Regions from separate parts of the Homo sapiens genome. Here region 1 is linked to region 2. The links are chromatin loops, found by intact Hi-C in ENCODE. Cell type or tissue: gastrocnemius medialis. All regions are shown on one strand.

Region 1 (8,000 bases), 110 kb after region 2:
CACCACCACACCTGGCAAAATTTTTTTAGTTTTGATAGAGACGAGGTCTCACTATGTTGACCAGGCTGGTTTCGAACTCCTGGGCTCAAGCAATCTTCCTGCCTTGGCCTCCCAAAGTACTGGGATTACAGGCACGAGCCACCGTGCCCAGCCTCTATGCTTTTATATTCAACTGCAAATACATTTTACCCCCATATATGGAATCCTACGATACACATCTGTTGTCATCTAATAGGCTGGGGAGAGGCTTTGGAGGCAGATCAGCACTTCGTTTATTAGCTTTGGCCTTGCGGAGAGAATAGGGAATAGTGAACCCACTGGGAAACCACTCCAAAGCCCTGCATTGGGACCCTCCCTTTGGGCCAAAGCTTGGTTGGGGAGGGGGCAGCTCTGTGGGTGTGTGCTGGGGGTCAGCACCTTATTCTTGGGCCCTTCGATCTCCTGCTCATCTGCAGGGAGGACGCTGGTTTTTTTGTTTGTTTGTTTTTGTTTTTGAGACGGAGTCTCACTCTGTCGCCCAGGCTAGAGTGCAATGGTGCAATCTCGGTTCACTGCAACCTGCATCTCCCGGGTTCAAGCAATTCTCCTGCCTCAACCTCCTGAGTAGCTGGGACTACAGGTGCACGCCACCACGCCCGGCTAATTTTTTTTTTGTATTTTTAGTAAAGACGGGGTTTCACTGTGTTAGCCAGGATGGTCTCGATCTCCTGACCTCGAGATCCGCCCACCTCGGCCTTCCAAAGTGCTGGGATTACAGGTGTGAGCCATGGCGCCTGGCCTACTGTGCTATTAAAATAATTACTCACTAGGCCACGTGAGGTGGCTCATGTCTGTAATCCCAGCACTTTGGTAGGCTGAGATGGGTGGATCACCTGAGGTCAGGAGTTCGAGGCCAGCCTGGCCAACAATGTGAAACCCCATCTCTACTAAAAATACAAAAAATAGTATGGCATGGTGGCGCATCCCTGTAATCCCAGCCACTCCGGAGGCCGAGGCAGGAGAATCGCTTGAACCCGGGAGGCAGTGGTTGCAGTGAGCCGAGATCGCGCCACTGCACTCCAGCCTGGGCGACAGAGCAAGATCCTGTCTCAAATAAATAAACAAATCAATGAATAGAAAAAGATCTCGAAGGACAAACATCTAGAATGAAGATGGAAATTGCCTTTGGAATGTGTATTGTGTGTAGGGTGCTCTCAACTTTTTACTCCATATATTTAGTGGGATGGGTTGAATTTTATTCCTAAAAATTCATGTATTGAAGTCCTAAGTCCCAGTTTCTCAGAATATGGCCTCATTTGGAAACAAGGCCTTTGCAAATGTCATTTGTTAAGATTACTGTTTTCCATGGGTGGGGTGGGGTTGGGGGGCTCCCAGGGGGGTCGCAGGAGAGGATCTGCAGACTGGGGCCACCACTGTTGATGAGTCAGTTCAGACATTTCCCCATCTCACAATCACATCTGCTGTGCTGGTACAAACCAGCCCCAGATCAGCCCACCTGGTCCTATCTCTCAGCATCTTGTTCTGCCTGACCCAGGGTGACCCCCTTAGACTTTGCGAGGAAACTTAAGCAACTAGAAGAAAATTAAGAGGAGGAAAAGAACTCATTTCTGGCTGGCCAGCTCTGGCTGATGCAGGAAGTTCGCCCCAAGTTATGAGTCCGTGGGGGCCAGGGCGCAGGCAGGGGCGGGATGTGGGCAGCCTCTGCGAGTGGGGAAACTGAGGAATTCCATCTCAAGCCCTACGAGATTAGGAACTGGGACCCACAGAGGCAAGCACCGGGAGACCCGGGCCCAGCCCCCTGTAGGCTAGAGCCTGCCAGCGCCTGGATGGGGATTTTAATTTTTTTATTTATTATTTATTTATTTATTTATTTTTATTTGTATTTTGAGATGGAGTCTCGCTCTGTCACCCAGGCTGGAGTGCAGTGGCACAATCTCAGCTCACTGCAAGCTCCGCCTCCTGGGTTCATGCCATTCTCCTGCCTCAGCCTCCCTAGTAGCTGGGACTACAGGCGCCTGCCACCACGCCCCGCTAATTTTTTTGTATTTTTAGTAGAGACGGGGTTTCACCATGTTAGCCAGGATGGTCTCGATCTCCTGACCTCGTGATCTTCCCACCTCCGCCTCCCAAAGTGCTGGGATTACAGGCGTAAGCCACTGCGCCTGGCCTATTTTTGTTTTTGAAACAGAGTCTTGCTCTGTCTCCAGGCCCCCTGCAGTGTCACGAGCTTGGCTTACTGCAACCTCCACCTCCCGGGTTCAAGCAATTCTCCTGCCTCAGTCTCCCGAGTAGCTGGGACTACAGACACACGCCACCATGCCTGGCTAATTTTTTGTACTTTTAGTAGAGATGGGGTTTCACACTGTTGGCCAGGATGGTCTCAATCTCTTGACCTCGTGATCTGCCCGCCTCAGCCTCCCAAAGTGCTGGGATTACAGGAGTAGGCCACTATGCCCGGCCTCTGGATGGAGATTACTGCAGACATCCATAGTGGCTGCAGGGCAGGCTCCAGCTCTCCCTCCTTGTCCCCAGCAGCTTCCTCCCACCCTGAGTTTGGAGTAATTGATCCCTATCCCCTGGGCATGTCAGGCAGGAATGTCCTGTCCCTGCTGTCCCCACAGGGCAGTGGAGCCAGGAGGGAGTCAAGGTTACCTGGTTAATGGAAGTTTCCCTGACAATTCATCTTGTGGGGCACCACCTTGCTCCTCTCTCTGTTTTTAAATTTTAAGACAGGATCTGGCTTTTTGGCCAGGCTGGAGTGCAGTGGCATGATCATAACTCATTGCAGCCTCCATCTCCTGGGCTCAGGCAATCCTCCTGCCTCAGCCTCCCAAGTAGCTGGGTATATGGGTGATATGCACCACCATCCCCGGCTAATTTTTAAATTTTTTGTAGAGACATGGGAGGTGGGGGGCAGTCTCACTATGTTGCCCAGGCTTGTCTTGAACTGGGCTAAAGGGATCTTCCCACCTGGGCCTCCCAAAGCGCTGGGATTACAGGCGTGAGCCACCGTGCTTGGTCTCTGCCTTGCTTCTCTTGGGCAAGATGACAGCTTCTGCACTTCCTGCACCGATACTGTGTCTCCGGTTTCCACCGCCCTCCTGGATCCACTCCGGCCTCCCTTCTCGCCGTCTGAAGGCGGCTGTCCCTCCTGCCTAGATGAGCAGAGACCAGACAGAGCCGGAAGCTGGATTTGGCTCTGGAATGCTAATGAGCATTCTGCCGACCGTGACCTCCCGGGGCTGGAGCAGGGCTGGTGCAGCCTCAGCCTCTGGCTCCCTCTGCAGGCAGCAGGCGGGAACTGCGGGGGAGTTGTGGCCTGCGGGAGACCAGGTCCTCCTCGTGGAGGTCAGGGTTGTTCTAGGTTACGCTGTTCATCCCGTCCGCGATCGCAGACGAGACTCGAGACTTGCTTTCTTTATAATTACCCAGCGTGGCTGGGTGGCCCCAGGACTTAACAGCAGCTTCTTTGCTGGATGGACTCTTCTGCTGTCTAAGTACCTTCGCCCTGGGCGCCCCCTACTCCCACACTCTGTTATTTAAAGACTGGTTCTCCACCTGGTGGGTGGCTTATGCCTGTAATCCCAGCACTTTGGGAGACTGAGGTGGGAGGAATCCAGGAGTTGGAGACCAGCCTGAGCAACATAGAGCGACCCCGACTCTACAAAAAAAAAAATTAGGTGTGGTGGCATATGCCTGTAGTCCCAGCTACTCAGGAGGCTGAGGCAAGAGGATCACTTGGGCCTGGAAGGTGGAGGCTGCAGTGAGCTATGATTGTACCACTGCACTCCAGCCTGGGAAACAGAGGGAGACCTGATCTCAAAAACAAAACAAAGGCCGGGCGCTGTGGCTCATGCCTGTAATCCCAGCACTTTGGGAGGCTGAGGTGGCCGGATCACCTGAGGTCAGGAGTTCAAGACCAGCCTGGCCAACATGGTGAAACCCCGTCTCTGCTAAAAATACAAAAATTAACCGGGCATGGTGGCAGGCACCTGTAGTCTCAGCTACTCAAGAGGCTGAGTCAGGAGAATTGCTTGAACCCAGGAGGCTGTGGTTGCAGTGAGCCAAGACTGCACCACTGCACTCCAGCCTGGGAGACAGAGTGAGACTCTGTCTAAAGAAAAAAAAAAGAAAGAAATAGTGGCCAGGCACGGTGGCTCACGCCTGTAATCACTTTGGGAGGCCCAGGCAGGAGATGGCTTGAGTCCAGGAGTTTGAGAACAGTCTGGGCGATATGGCCAGACCCTATCTCTAAAAAAATAAAATCAATCAACCAACCAATCAATTAATCAATCAATCAAAAAATTAGCTGGGCATGGTGGCACACACCTGTGGTCCCAGCTATTCGGGTGGCTGAGGCACAAAAATCGCTTGATGGCAATTTGGTGCTGCTCCTGACCCTGGGTGCTGAGCAGGCCCGGTGCTGTCTCCCGTGGACCTGGTCGGGCCTTACCTCTTGATGACAAACTGGATGCTGTTGCTGGCCTCCAGAATCTTCCAGAGCTTGGCGATCCCGAAGCAGTTGGGCCTGTGGAGAGAGATGCCTTCAGGCAGCCCCACCACAAACAGCTCCTCCGGGTGCATCAGAAACTTGGAGTATGGCACCTTGACGGGCTCCGAGATGCCAATGGCCTTGGCTGCAGAGACATGGCTGCTGTAAGGCCACCCGGTGCCACAGGGCCAGGAATCTCAACCCCTGTGTCTCATGCCTGTGTAGGGGGCAAAGCTGCCAGAGCCCTTTTGAGGGCCTTCCTGGGAGGTGAGCCAGGCGTGAGCCACCTTGCCCTGCTTATATTACTTATTTGCTTACTGTTTATCTCTCCACATGAGGATGTGTACCCTAGGAGGTGGGGACATCTGTTTGGTCCACTGCTTTTTCCCCAGCGCCTTGTGCAGGACCTAGTACACAGTAGGTGCTCAATAAATATTTGTTGAGTCAGGGTGCGTTGGCTCACGCCTGTAATCCCAGCTCTTTGGGAGGCCGAGGCAGGAGGATCATTTGAGGTCAGGAGTTCGAGACCTGCCTGGCCATCATGGTGAAACCCCGCCTCTACTAAAAATGCAAAACAGTTAGCCAGGCATGGTGGCGGGCACCTGTAATCCCAGCTACTCAGGAGGTTGAGGCAGGAGAAGTGCTTGAACCCAGGAGGCGGAGGTTGCAGTGAGCTGAGATCGCGCCACTGCACTCCAGCCTGGGAAACAGAGTAAGGCTCCATCTCAAAACATTTAAGAGATGGGTCTCTCTATGTTGCCCAGGCTGATCTTGAACTCCCAGCCTCAAGTAATCCCCTCGCTTTGGCTTCCCAAAGTGTTGGGATTACAGGCATGAGCCACCTTAGCCTGCCTATTTTACTTATTTGCTTACTATCCATCTATCTCTTCACAGGCAGATGTGCACCCCAGGAGGTGGGTACTTCTGCTTGGTTCACTGCTTTGTCTCCAGCTCCTTACACAGGACCTGGTACACAATAGATGCTCAATAAATAGCTGTTGGATAAACGGACAAATTAATCCCAACAGGTGGCTCCTGGGAAGCATGCTGGGCCTTGTTAGAAATGGGGCCTATGGTCGGGTGTGGTGGCTCACGCCTAAAATCCCAGCACTTTGGGAGGCTGATGAGGGTGGATCACCTGAGGTCAGGAGTTCGAGACCAGCCTGACCAACATGGTGAAAGCCTGTCTCTACTAAAAATACAAAATTAGCCAGGCATGGTGGCACGTGCCTGTAATCCCAGCTACTCAGGAGGCTGAGGCAGGAAAATCGCTTGAACTCGGGAGGCGGAGGTTGCAATGAGCTGAGATTGCTCCAAAGTCTCTAAATAAATAAATAGAGCCTACTTGAGGTTTCCAAAAGGAACCCAGCCTTGGATTGGGGTCAGGCATATATTGGGTTTCCTCTACTAGAGGCGGTCAAAATCAAGAAAAGTCTGGGGCCTGCCTGGCCCACCCCTTTCCGTTTGCTCCCTGGGGAGATGAGTCCTAAGCACCACCAGCCCAGGTCCATTTCTTACCTGTCAGCGTCTCCATCCCATAACCAGAATCCTCCGATGGCAGGTGCCCAGGCATTGAGTCTGTCATTTCCTCAGAGGTTGGCAAGGCATCTGAAGACAAAACTCCAAATGACATGGGTGTCTTCTGCCTGTCATACTCCTGTCACAGTCCTTCAGGGACCACCCAGCCCAGTCTCCCCACAGGCAAGGGTCTTTTTCTTTCTCTCTTTTTTTTTTGGTTCGAGATGGAGTCTCACACTGTCGTCCAGGCTGGAGTGCAGTGGCGCCATGTCGGCTCACTGTAACCTCTGCCTCCTGGGTTCAAGCGATTCTCCTTCCTCAGCCTCCCGAGTAGCTGGGACTACCAGGCGTGAGCCACCATGCCTGGCTAATTTTTGTGTTTTTAGTAGAGATGGGGTTTCACCATGTTGGCCAGGCTGGTCTCAAACTCCTGACCTCTGGTGATCTGCCCGCCTCGGCCTCCCAAAGTGCTGGGATTACAGACGTGAGCCACTGCGCCCAGTCATTTTTTTTTTTTTTGAGATAGGGTCTCACTCTGTTGCCCAGGCTGGAGTGCAGTGGTGCGATCACAGCTCACTGCAGCCTCCAGCTCTTGGTCTCAAGTGATCCTCCTGCCTCAGCCTCCTGAGAAGCTACACTGACAGGCACACACCACCACATCTGGTTAACTCTTTGTATTTTTAGTAGAGATGGGGGTCTTGTTATGTTGCCCAGGCTGGTCTTGAACTCCTAGCCTCAAGCAATCCTCCCATGTCAGCCACCCAAAATGCCAGGATTACAAGCATGAGCCACTGTGCCCGGCACCCTCTTGGCTTCTGACAGTCACCCCATACTGAGGATCCAGTGCCCAAATCTACCCTCTCCTCTGAAGATGTGGAAAATGAGGCTGGGCAGGGGGTAGGGTCCAACTCAGAGCCTCTCACGCTCATGCCTTTTTCTTCTCACCAGCCTCACAAATCCCAGGGAAGCCAAGCCAGGGAGGTGAAGTTTGAGGGGACCTTCTGGAAGGTCAGAGCTGAGAACGCTGATTCTCAATGCAGGGGACAGATGTGGCCAGAAAAAGCATTCACAATACCCTGATGTTTCTCAGAATCCACGGAGAGAAACAGTGGCCTGGAGGCCTCTTCTTCACCAGGGCAGACCCTCGGGAGGCTAACGATACGGCCCTGATTTCTGCAGGGGGTGGTCAGACGCCCGTCCCTTACCTGGGACAGTGACCTGAATGATGTCCAGAACCTCTGGTTCAATTTTGATCGGCCTCAGCCCACCCAGCTCCCCAGAGGTTCCTGCAAGGAGGAAAGGAAGGATCTGGTCAAGTCTGGCACAAGCCTGACTGGGCAGAGTGAGTCTTTCCAGAACATTCTGTTGTCTGTAACTTGTTATTGAGGCCCTACCTAGGACAAGTCATGTCAGTCCCCTGGCTCCTGCCCAGACCAGAACTGGAGGTCAGGGGGGCCCTCAGGCCAGGCTTAGAGGCTCCAATTTACAGACCCAGTGACTAAGACCCCCTAGAGGGGAGGCTGCTGGTCCAAGATCCTGGGGCCTGGGTCTAGGCATCAACAGGAGGCAGTGGTGATGGCCAGCACCCAGCTCTCCATGTCCCCGACCCCAGTAAGCTCCCAGCATGCCTTGCACCTCAGCGCTGTGAGGCCTGGGAGATGCAGGTGGGCAGAGGAGGCTCGTTAGCACTCCAGGCTCATGGGCTGAGTTGAGCTCCCCGCCAAGGCTGCCGGGTAGGGCTGGTGGTTGCCCTCCCGGACCATGACATACACAGTGGGCCCTATTCCTTCTCACCTGGCCCGCAGTCTTCAGACATGCTGCCCTTGTCTGACCTGTGAAGGGAAGCAGGAAATGACACCTGTCAGCCAAGTCCAGGGCCACCCTGCCCCAGCCTTGCCCCTCCAGGCGGTCGGGGCCCACCGCGGGCGCCACTGCAGAAGGCATCCCTGTCCCCATCAGCCCCTGGCCCCCAGGATGGTGCTCCCCATCT
Region 2 (8,000 bases):
TTAGTCTCCTGACTACCTGGGCTTACAGGCATGAGCCAAGGCATCCAGCTAGGAGTCCCATTTATTGAGATGAGAAAACTGAGGGTCAGAATGGCCCCAGGGTCACAAAGCTGGTAAGGGTCTCAGACCTCCCTATTCTCCATCCAGCAAGGGGGAGACTTCCCAGACAGTTCAGAGAGGGCTGTGGGCTTCCAGGGCACAGGGGCAGGAGTGCATGTCTTCCAGCCTAACCGGGTGCCTTTTTTCTAGGAGGCTGCACTCTGCCCTCCCCACTGGGCAACCGAGCTGGGCAAGGGGGCCAGGGCTGGGTGGCGGCTCCCACATGCCCCCCTGCCCAGCTGTTCTCTGTCAGTCTGTGGCTGGCTCCAGCATCCAGAGCACTGAGATGCCAGGGGTGGTTTTTCTGGGATAGAGAAGAAAATGCAGGCTGGGCGCAGTGGCTCACGCCTGTAATCCCAGTACTTTGGGAGGCCGAGACGGGTGGATCATGAAGTCAGGAGTTCGAGGCCAGCGTGACCAACAGGGTGAAACCCCGTCTTTACTAAAAATACAAAAATTAGCCAGGCGTGGTGGCATGTGCCTGTAATCCCAGCTACTCAGGAGGCTGAGGCAGGAGAATCACTTGAACCCAGGAGGTGGAGGTTGCAGTGAGCCAAGATCGTGCCACTGCACTCCAGCCTGGGCAACAGAGCAAGACTCTGTCTCAAAAAAAAAAAAAAAAAAAAAAAAAAAAAAGGAAAATTCTAGCCCCAGGGATTTCCCAGAAGCCACCGTGGAGTGGGGTTGGGGGAGGGTGAGAGGGCAGGTCATGGCCCTTCCCCTTCTTCATTGCCCACTGCAAGGTCCAGGGAGTCCTTCATTGGACGGTCCCTCCCCTCATCTCTAGCCCCCAAATGTGGGGTGCTCAGCAGCAGCCCCAAGACTAACCCCCTTCCTTTCCCTGCGCCCAAGGCCTTGACCATGCTGGCCACGCCCTCTGCAGGCCTCTGCCAACTGCGGCTGAACCAGCCCCGCCTTCACTGGCCCCGCCTCAGAGAAAGTGCCAGAGTCTCCAGGCAGCTGCCCGAGCTCCCTGGAGAGGCCTGACAGCTGATGGATGACGCCAGCCCCCGGGCCTGCTGGGAATTGAAAATATGGACGACAGTAATCAGAGCGCCGGGGGTGGGGTAGAGGGGACGCTGGGTCTTTCTGGAAACGTCTAGACACTGTCTCTCTGGGAGTCCGCTTCTAAAAACCCACCTCCAGCCTGCCCCACTCCCTGGACCTCTGGTTTCTGGCTGGACTGGGAGGGGGCCATGCCACCCCCATCACCACTGAAGCGGGGGCCACAGAGGGACCAGGTGGGAGGGCTGGGGATCTGTCCTCCCGCCCCTCCCGCTCTGGCTGTCTAGCTCTGGAGTCTGGGGACCTGGATGTCTTTGACTGCAGCCTTGGCCAAGGGCCGGCATCCGTGACTCATTTTCTTGATCTGTACAATGAAACCATTGGACTGGATGTTCTAAGTCTCCTTCCAGGGCCGTGAATCAACAGTTTCTCCTCCATTCTTCCCCTCCCCTCCAGGTCCCCTGCATTACCCACTCCACAGCCTAAATGCTGCAGGACAGGGCTGTGCACATGGGAAGGGGTGACAAAGATCCCCCGTTTGACCAAACTTTACTCAGACTCTGGAACCTCCTAAGCCCCTCTGCATAAATCCAGTCTTCCCCACCCCCCCGCCGACAGAGTCTCGCTCTGTTGCCCAGGCTGGAGTGCAATGGCGCAATCTCAGCTCACTGCAACCTCTGACTCCTGGGTTCAAGCGATTCTCCTGCCTCACTTAGCCTCCCGAGTAGCTGGGATTACAGGCATGAGCCACCATGCCTGGCTAAGTTTGTATTTTTAGTAGAGATGGGGGTTCACCATGTTGGTCAGGCTGGTCTTGAACTCCTGACCTCAGGTGATCCACCCGCCTTGGCCTCCCAATGTGCTGGGATTACAGGCGTGAGCCACTGCGCCCTGTTCGTAAATCCAGTTTTTGCAAGAAACCTGTTTAGCAAGAGCCGCTCACCCTTGAGATCTGATCACCCTCCAATCAGGTTCCTCATCCTCTACCATCTCCCAGGTGGTGTCTGATCTCCCTGGCTGGCCTTCAGCTAGAATCCTGCTAGGTCAGTTGAGCCAGAACCCCCCAGTATTTCCTCTTAGTAATTTTCCATCCACTCACGCCACCCTGCTCCTGGGCCATAAATTCTCCCTTGCCCGTGCTCTCTTCAGAGTTGAGCCCAATCTCTCTTCCTCCACTGCACAATCCCATTGCAGTCTTGCCTAGATATCTCTTGTGATGATCCTGAATAAAATGTTCCTGCTCGTGCTTTAACGAGTATCATAGAATCATTTTTTAAACAGTGGAGGTAGGAGTGAGGGGAGGACAGGAGACACTCACCAGGCCTGAGATGGGAACGTTCCCTCCCTGTTGGCCAGCTAAGCCTGGATATGACCTGCGCTGCTTTAAATCAGAGTGAGATGGAGAAAAGGGGTGAATGAGGCAGGAGTCCTCCTTAAGCCTGCGGGAGAGTGGGATTCCTATCCCGAGATAGATTTAGATTTCCCCCTTAAGAGAGCCCTAGAAAGTGGGTAGGTGGAGGGGGAGGTAGGAGACCCCCAGGCATCTGGGTCTCTAAGATGCCTCCTTGGGTAGGTGGAGGGGGAGGTAGGAGACCCCCAGGCATCTGGGTCTCTAAGATGCCTCCTTGGGTGAGTGGAGGGGGGCCTGGAGGCCAGCAGGTGCCTGGTGATGGGGCCAGTTTGCTGAGTATTCCCTCAACTGAGAGAGGAAGGCAGGAGGCCCGGGGTCTTCTAGAACGTCTCAAAAAAAGGCAGGCAGGCCGCACGAGGTGGCTCATGCCTGTAATCCCAGCGCTTTGGGAGGCTGAGGCAGGTGGATTGCTTGAGGCCAGGAGTTTGAGACCAGCCTGGCCAACATGGTGAAACCCTGTTCCTACTAAAAATACAAAAATTAGGCCAGGCGCAGTGGCTCACGCCTGTAATCCCAGCACTTTGGGAGGCTGAGGTGGGCAGATCACCTGAGGTCAGGGGTTCGAGACCAGCCTGGCCAACATGGTGAAATCCCATCTCTACTAAAAATACAAAAATTAGCCAGGTGTGGTGGTGCACACCTGTAATCTCAGCTACTCAGGAGACTGAGGCAGGAGAGTCACTTTAACCCGGGAGGTGGAGGTTGCAGTGAGCCGAGATCGTGCCATTGCACTCCAGCCTGGCGACAAGAGTGAAACTCCATCTCAAAAGAAAAAAAAAAACCTACAAAAATTAGCCGGGCATGGTGGTGCAAACCCAAAGTCCCAGCTCTTAGGAGGCTGAAGCTTGAGAATTGCTTGAACCTGGGAGGTGGGGGTTGTAGTGAGCTGAGATTGCACCACTCACTGCACTCCAGCCCGGGTGACACAACGAGACTCTGTCTCAAAAAAAAAAAAAAAAAAGTTGGGGGTGGTGAGGGGATGGGGGACAGGCTGGGACAGCCAAGCTGGGCAGGTGCCCTGTGGCCTGTCACCCTGTCTGGGGCTGTAGGAAACTGATTAAGGAGAAAGGGGAAAATACAGTTGTGAAAACAGGAAACCGGAAAGCTCTGTCCGGCCTCCTGGCTGCTGTATGTGTTGGAAGGAAAAACGTGGTATGGAGTGGGGGCTCCCCTGGGCCCTATCTGAAGAGAGAGAGACCACGAGAGGACCAAGTTTACCCCAAACCAGAAGAGTGCGCCCCAGGCTCAGGACCCTCTGGCGAGAAGTGCCCACATCCTGGGGACGGTCTTCTGCCCGCTGCTCTGGGACTGGAGTTTCCTGTTTTCCTGCCGGCCGTCCTGGTCCTATTCTTCCCTTTCCCCAGGGTATAGAGCAGAGTTCAGTCGGCTGACTGAGTTCAGACGGGGTGGGGCGGGGGGGGGGCTGGTATGCTCCCCACCCCTTCCCCACGAAGCCAGGGCAGGCATGGAGGACGAAGGCTTGGGGCTTCCAGGCTGGGACGAGCCCTGGCCCAGGCATCTCTCTGCTCCAAGCCTGTTGGTCCTGGCTGCATTTTTTCCCTTACTCTCTGTCGCCCTCTAGTGTCGGCTTTCCGCCACCACGCCTCGCCTTTGGTGCCCAGGCCTCCCCCAAAGTTTCTGCAACCGTTCCTCTGCGGGTTCCTTCCTTCACTCGATGACTCATTCAACAAACATTTCAAAGTGGCCTACGTGGGCGATGCAGAGACAAGGAAGACATGTCCTGGCCTCCAGAAGCTCAGAGCTTTGGGGAGAGATAAACATGCTAGCAAATAAATCACTGGAAGAAGAGACTGGGCCCTAAACACAGGCTCCCAGAGAACCCCAGAGACAGGAGTAGTCACGGCAGCTGCACATCAGGAAGGCCGCATGGAGGAGGAGGTGGCTGAGCTGGGCCTTGGCCTGTGAGCTCACCTGAACCCGTGGAGGCAGAGAGGGCATGAGGGGCGCCAGCTGGGCTCGGGGTATTGGAATCAAGGGCAGCGATGGGAGATAAGGTGGGAGGGCGCCCTGGGAGGAGCCAAGGATGGCACGTGCCAGGTGGAGTCACTCAGAAGGCCTTCCAAGGCCTGTGAGCTGGTGGATGTGGCCTCAGGAGGCAGGTTCTGCATGGCAAGGAGTTCTGTCTCATTTATTCAGTACTGTGTCCTCAGAGCCAGCCACTCTGCAGGGGACATAGGAATTGTTCAATAAGTATTTGTGGAATGAGTGAATGGGTGTTCAGATCTGCATGTTAGAAATAATGGGAGTGGTCAGGCATGGTGGTTCATGCCTGGAATCCCAGTGCTTTGGGAGACTGAGGCAGGAGGATCGCTCTAGGCCAGGAGTGTGAGACCAGCCTGGGCAACATAGCGAGATCCCGTCTGTACAAAAAATAATGGCCGGGTGCAGTGGCTCATGCCTGTAATCCCAGCACTTTGGGAGGTCGAGGTGGGTGGATCACTTGAAGTCAGGAGTTTGAGACCAGCCTGGCCAACATGGTGAAACCTCATCTCTACTAAAAACACAAAAACTAGCTGGGTGTGGTGGTGCATGCCTATAATCCCAGCTACTCAGGAGGCTGAAGCAGGAGAATTGCTTGAACCCAGGAGGCGAAGGTTGCAGTGAGCCGAGATTGTGCCACTGCACTCCAGCCTGGGTGACAGAGCGAGACTCTGTCTCAAAACAAAAACAAGAAAACAAAAAAGCAAAAATTAACGGCGTAGTGGAGTGCACTCGTAGTCCCAGCTACTCAGGAGGCTGAGGCAGGAAGATCTCTTGAGACCAGGAGATCAAGGCTGCAGTGAGCCATAATGGTGCCACTGCACTCTAGCCTGAGCGACAGAGTGAGACCCTGTCGCAAAAAAAAAAAAAAAAAAAAAAAGGAAAGAAAAGAAAAAAGCAGGAGGGATTGGAGAAGGCAATGAGGCAGGCTGGCCAGTGAGGAGGCCGGTAGGGCCAGGTGCTGAGGTGGGGTGGGAAGGAAGCAATTGCAATGGCTGGGAGCAGCCTGGCTGTGGCGTGCAGAAGGCAGTCAGGCTGGGCAGTGACGGAATGGGATGGGAGGTTGGGGGACGGAGCAGCCAGACAGCAGAGTCCCTAGGCCCAGTGCCATGCTCAGTGTGAGACAGGCTGAGTTGCAGGACAACCTCAACTGTGCTGCCACTCAGATGTGCAGATGTGTTTCACGCATCTCTAGCACAGGGCCAAGTCTGCTTCCCCGTAGCCCAGCCCCTTGCCTTGAGGCGTTTTGTTGAACTTGTTAGAAAGGGTTACAGAGATCACGAGGGCTTCTTTTTGTTATCTTTTTTTCTTTCTTTCTTTGTGTGTGTGTGTGTGTGTGTGTGAGAGAGAGAGAGAGAGAGAGAGAGAGAGGAGAGAGAGAGAGACGGAGTTTCACTCTTATTGCCCAGGCTGGAATGCAATGGCAGGATCTCGGCTCACTGCAACCTCTGCCTTCCAGGTTCAGGTGATTCTCCTGCCTCAGCCTCCAGAGTGGCTGGGATTACAGGCGCCCACCACCACGCCTGTCTAATTTTTTGTATTTTTAGTAGAGACGGGGTTTCACCATGTTGGCCATTCTGGTCTCAAGTGAGCCACTTGCCTCGACCCCCCAAAGGCCTGGGATTACAGGCGTGAGCCACCGCACCTGGCCAATCACCAGGGCTTCTGTGAACAGCTTCCGTGGATAGGAAACAGAGCCACTGGTCAGGTGCCCCTTCTAGTTTTGGGGAAAAGAAGCTGGAATGGGGTCATGTCATGACACAGCCCCAGCTCTGGGGACTGGGCCAAGGACACCTATGTCATGGCCCACACAGAAGTGGGAGCAGGGGCCACCTCAGCCGCACCCTCATTGGAGGTGGACCAGGGTTCTTAACCGGTGGGACGCTAAAAGCCTTCAGAGTGAGTATGTGTGTGATAGATCCAGTGTTACAAGCCACACTGCAGGCATGCGCACATTCTTCTGGGAGGGTTCTCAGCCTTCATCAGATTCTCGAAGAAGACCTGATTCAAAACAAGCTTAAAACCCACCACTCTAAGAGAGAGAAATGACGGAGAAGAAGGGGAAGGAGGAGAGAGAGGCTAGAGGCAAGAAAGAGGGGGAGGAGGAGGAATTGTGTATTTCTTTAGATCTAATAAAAGAAAGAAATACAGGCCAGGAGCGGTGGCTCATGCTTGTAATCTCAGCACTTTGGGAGGATTGCTTGAGCTCAGAAGTTCGAGACCAGCCTGGGCAACATGGTGAAACCCTGTCTCTACCAAAAAAAAAATACAAAAATTAGCTGGGTATGGTGGTGCATACCTGTAGTCCCAACTATTAGGGAGGCTGAGGTAGGAGGATTGCTTGAGCCCAGGAGGTCAAGGCTACAGTGAATGGAGATCGTGTCACTGCACTCCAGCCTGGGCAACTGAGTGAGACCTGGTCTCCAAGTTTGTTTTTTTTTTTTTGAGACAGAGTCTCGCTCTGACACCTAGGCTGGAGTGCAGTGGTGTGATCTTAGCTCACTGCAATCTCCATCTCCTGGGTTCTAGCGATTCTCCTGCCTCAGCCTCCCAAGTAGCTGGGATTACAGGCATGCACCACCACGCCCAGCTAATTTTTGTATTTTTAGTAGAGACGGGGTTTCTCCATGTTGGTCAGGCTGGTCTTGAACTTCTGACCTCATGATCTGCCCGCCTTGGCCTCCCAAAGTGCTGTGATTACAGGCCAGGAGCCACTGAGCCTGGCCCTCACATTTTTAATAAATAAATAAATAAAAAGGAAATTAACTTCTGTAAACCACTCTTTCCAGGCACCCTGCTAGTCCCTAGCCAGAGGCAGGCACGGGGTTTTCCCTAAGTGGCCACCATTTCTTTCCTTTCTTTTCTCTTTCTTTTCTTTGTTTTTTTTCTTTCTTTCCTTTGTTTTTTTGTTTTTTTGTTTTTTTTTTTGAGACGGAGTCTCGCTCTGTTGCCCAGGCTGGAGTGCAGTGGTGCAATCTCAGCTCACTGCAAGCTCCGCCTCCCGGGTTCACGCCGTTCTCCTGCCTCAGCCTCCCTAGTAGCTGGGACTACAGGTGCCTGCCATTATGCCCAGCTAATTTTTTGTATTTTTAGTAGAGATGGGTTTTCACCATGTTAGCCAGGACGGTCTTGATCTCCTGACCTCGTGATCCGCCTGCCTCGGCCTCCCAAAGTGCTGGGATTACAGGGGTGAGCCACCGCGCCTGGCCTCTTTTCTTTTCTTTCCTTCCTTCCTTTCCTTTTTCTTTCCTTCCTCTTCTTTCTTTTCTTTCTTTTTTGAGACAGAGTCTCACTCTGTTGCCCAGGCAGGAGTACAGTGGCTCGATCTCGGCTCACTGCAACCTTTGCCTCCCGGGTTCAAGCGATTCTCCTGCCTCAGCCTCCTGAGTACCTGGGATTATAGGTGCCCACCACCACACTCGGCTAATTTTTGTATTTTCAGTAGAGACGGGGTTTCACCATGTTGGTCAGGCTGGTCTCGAAC

Evidence for each region. Hi-C counts contacts between places; a loop is a spot of excess contacts. Peaks named below come from ENCODE experiments on the same cell type or tissue, not always from the same donor. Only the 100,000 strongest peaks of a DNase experiment are listed, where the experiment ranks them.
Region 1: a loop joins it to region 2, with 14 times the contacts of the local background. A loop is called at or near these places in 49 of 110 quality-filtered maps.

What each region holds. Positions count from the first base shown.
Region 1 is chr7:76,173,581-76,181,580 of GRCh38, reverse strand. It overlaps the pseudogene LOC100420548. Among named protein-coding and RNA genes, the nearest start is that of SRRM3, 24 kb to the left of the region's middle. In gastrocnemius medialis, a CTCF peak has its summit at 3,285 (motif pointing left); a DNase peak (open chromatin) is centred at 3,270; H3K4me3 peaks cover 317 bases.
Region 2 is chr7:76,287,898-76,295,897 of GRCh38, reverse strand. No RefSeq gene overlaps it. Among named protein-coding and RNA genes, the nearest start is that of HSPB1, 11 kb to the left of the region's middle. RefSeq lists enhancers at 1,105-1,244, 3,595-4,110, 4,177-4,486, 5,143-5,658 and a cis regulatory region at 3,734-4,502. In gastrocnemius medialis, CTCF peaks have their summits at 3,877 and 4,097 (motif pointing left); DNase peaks (open chromatin) are centred at 1,047, 1,437, 3,417 and 4,067; H3K4me3 peaks cover 1,745 bases; H3K27ac peaks cover 4,475 bases.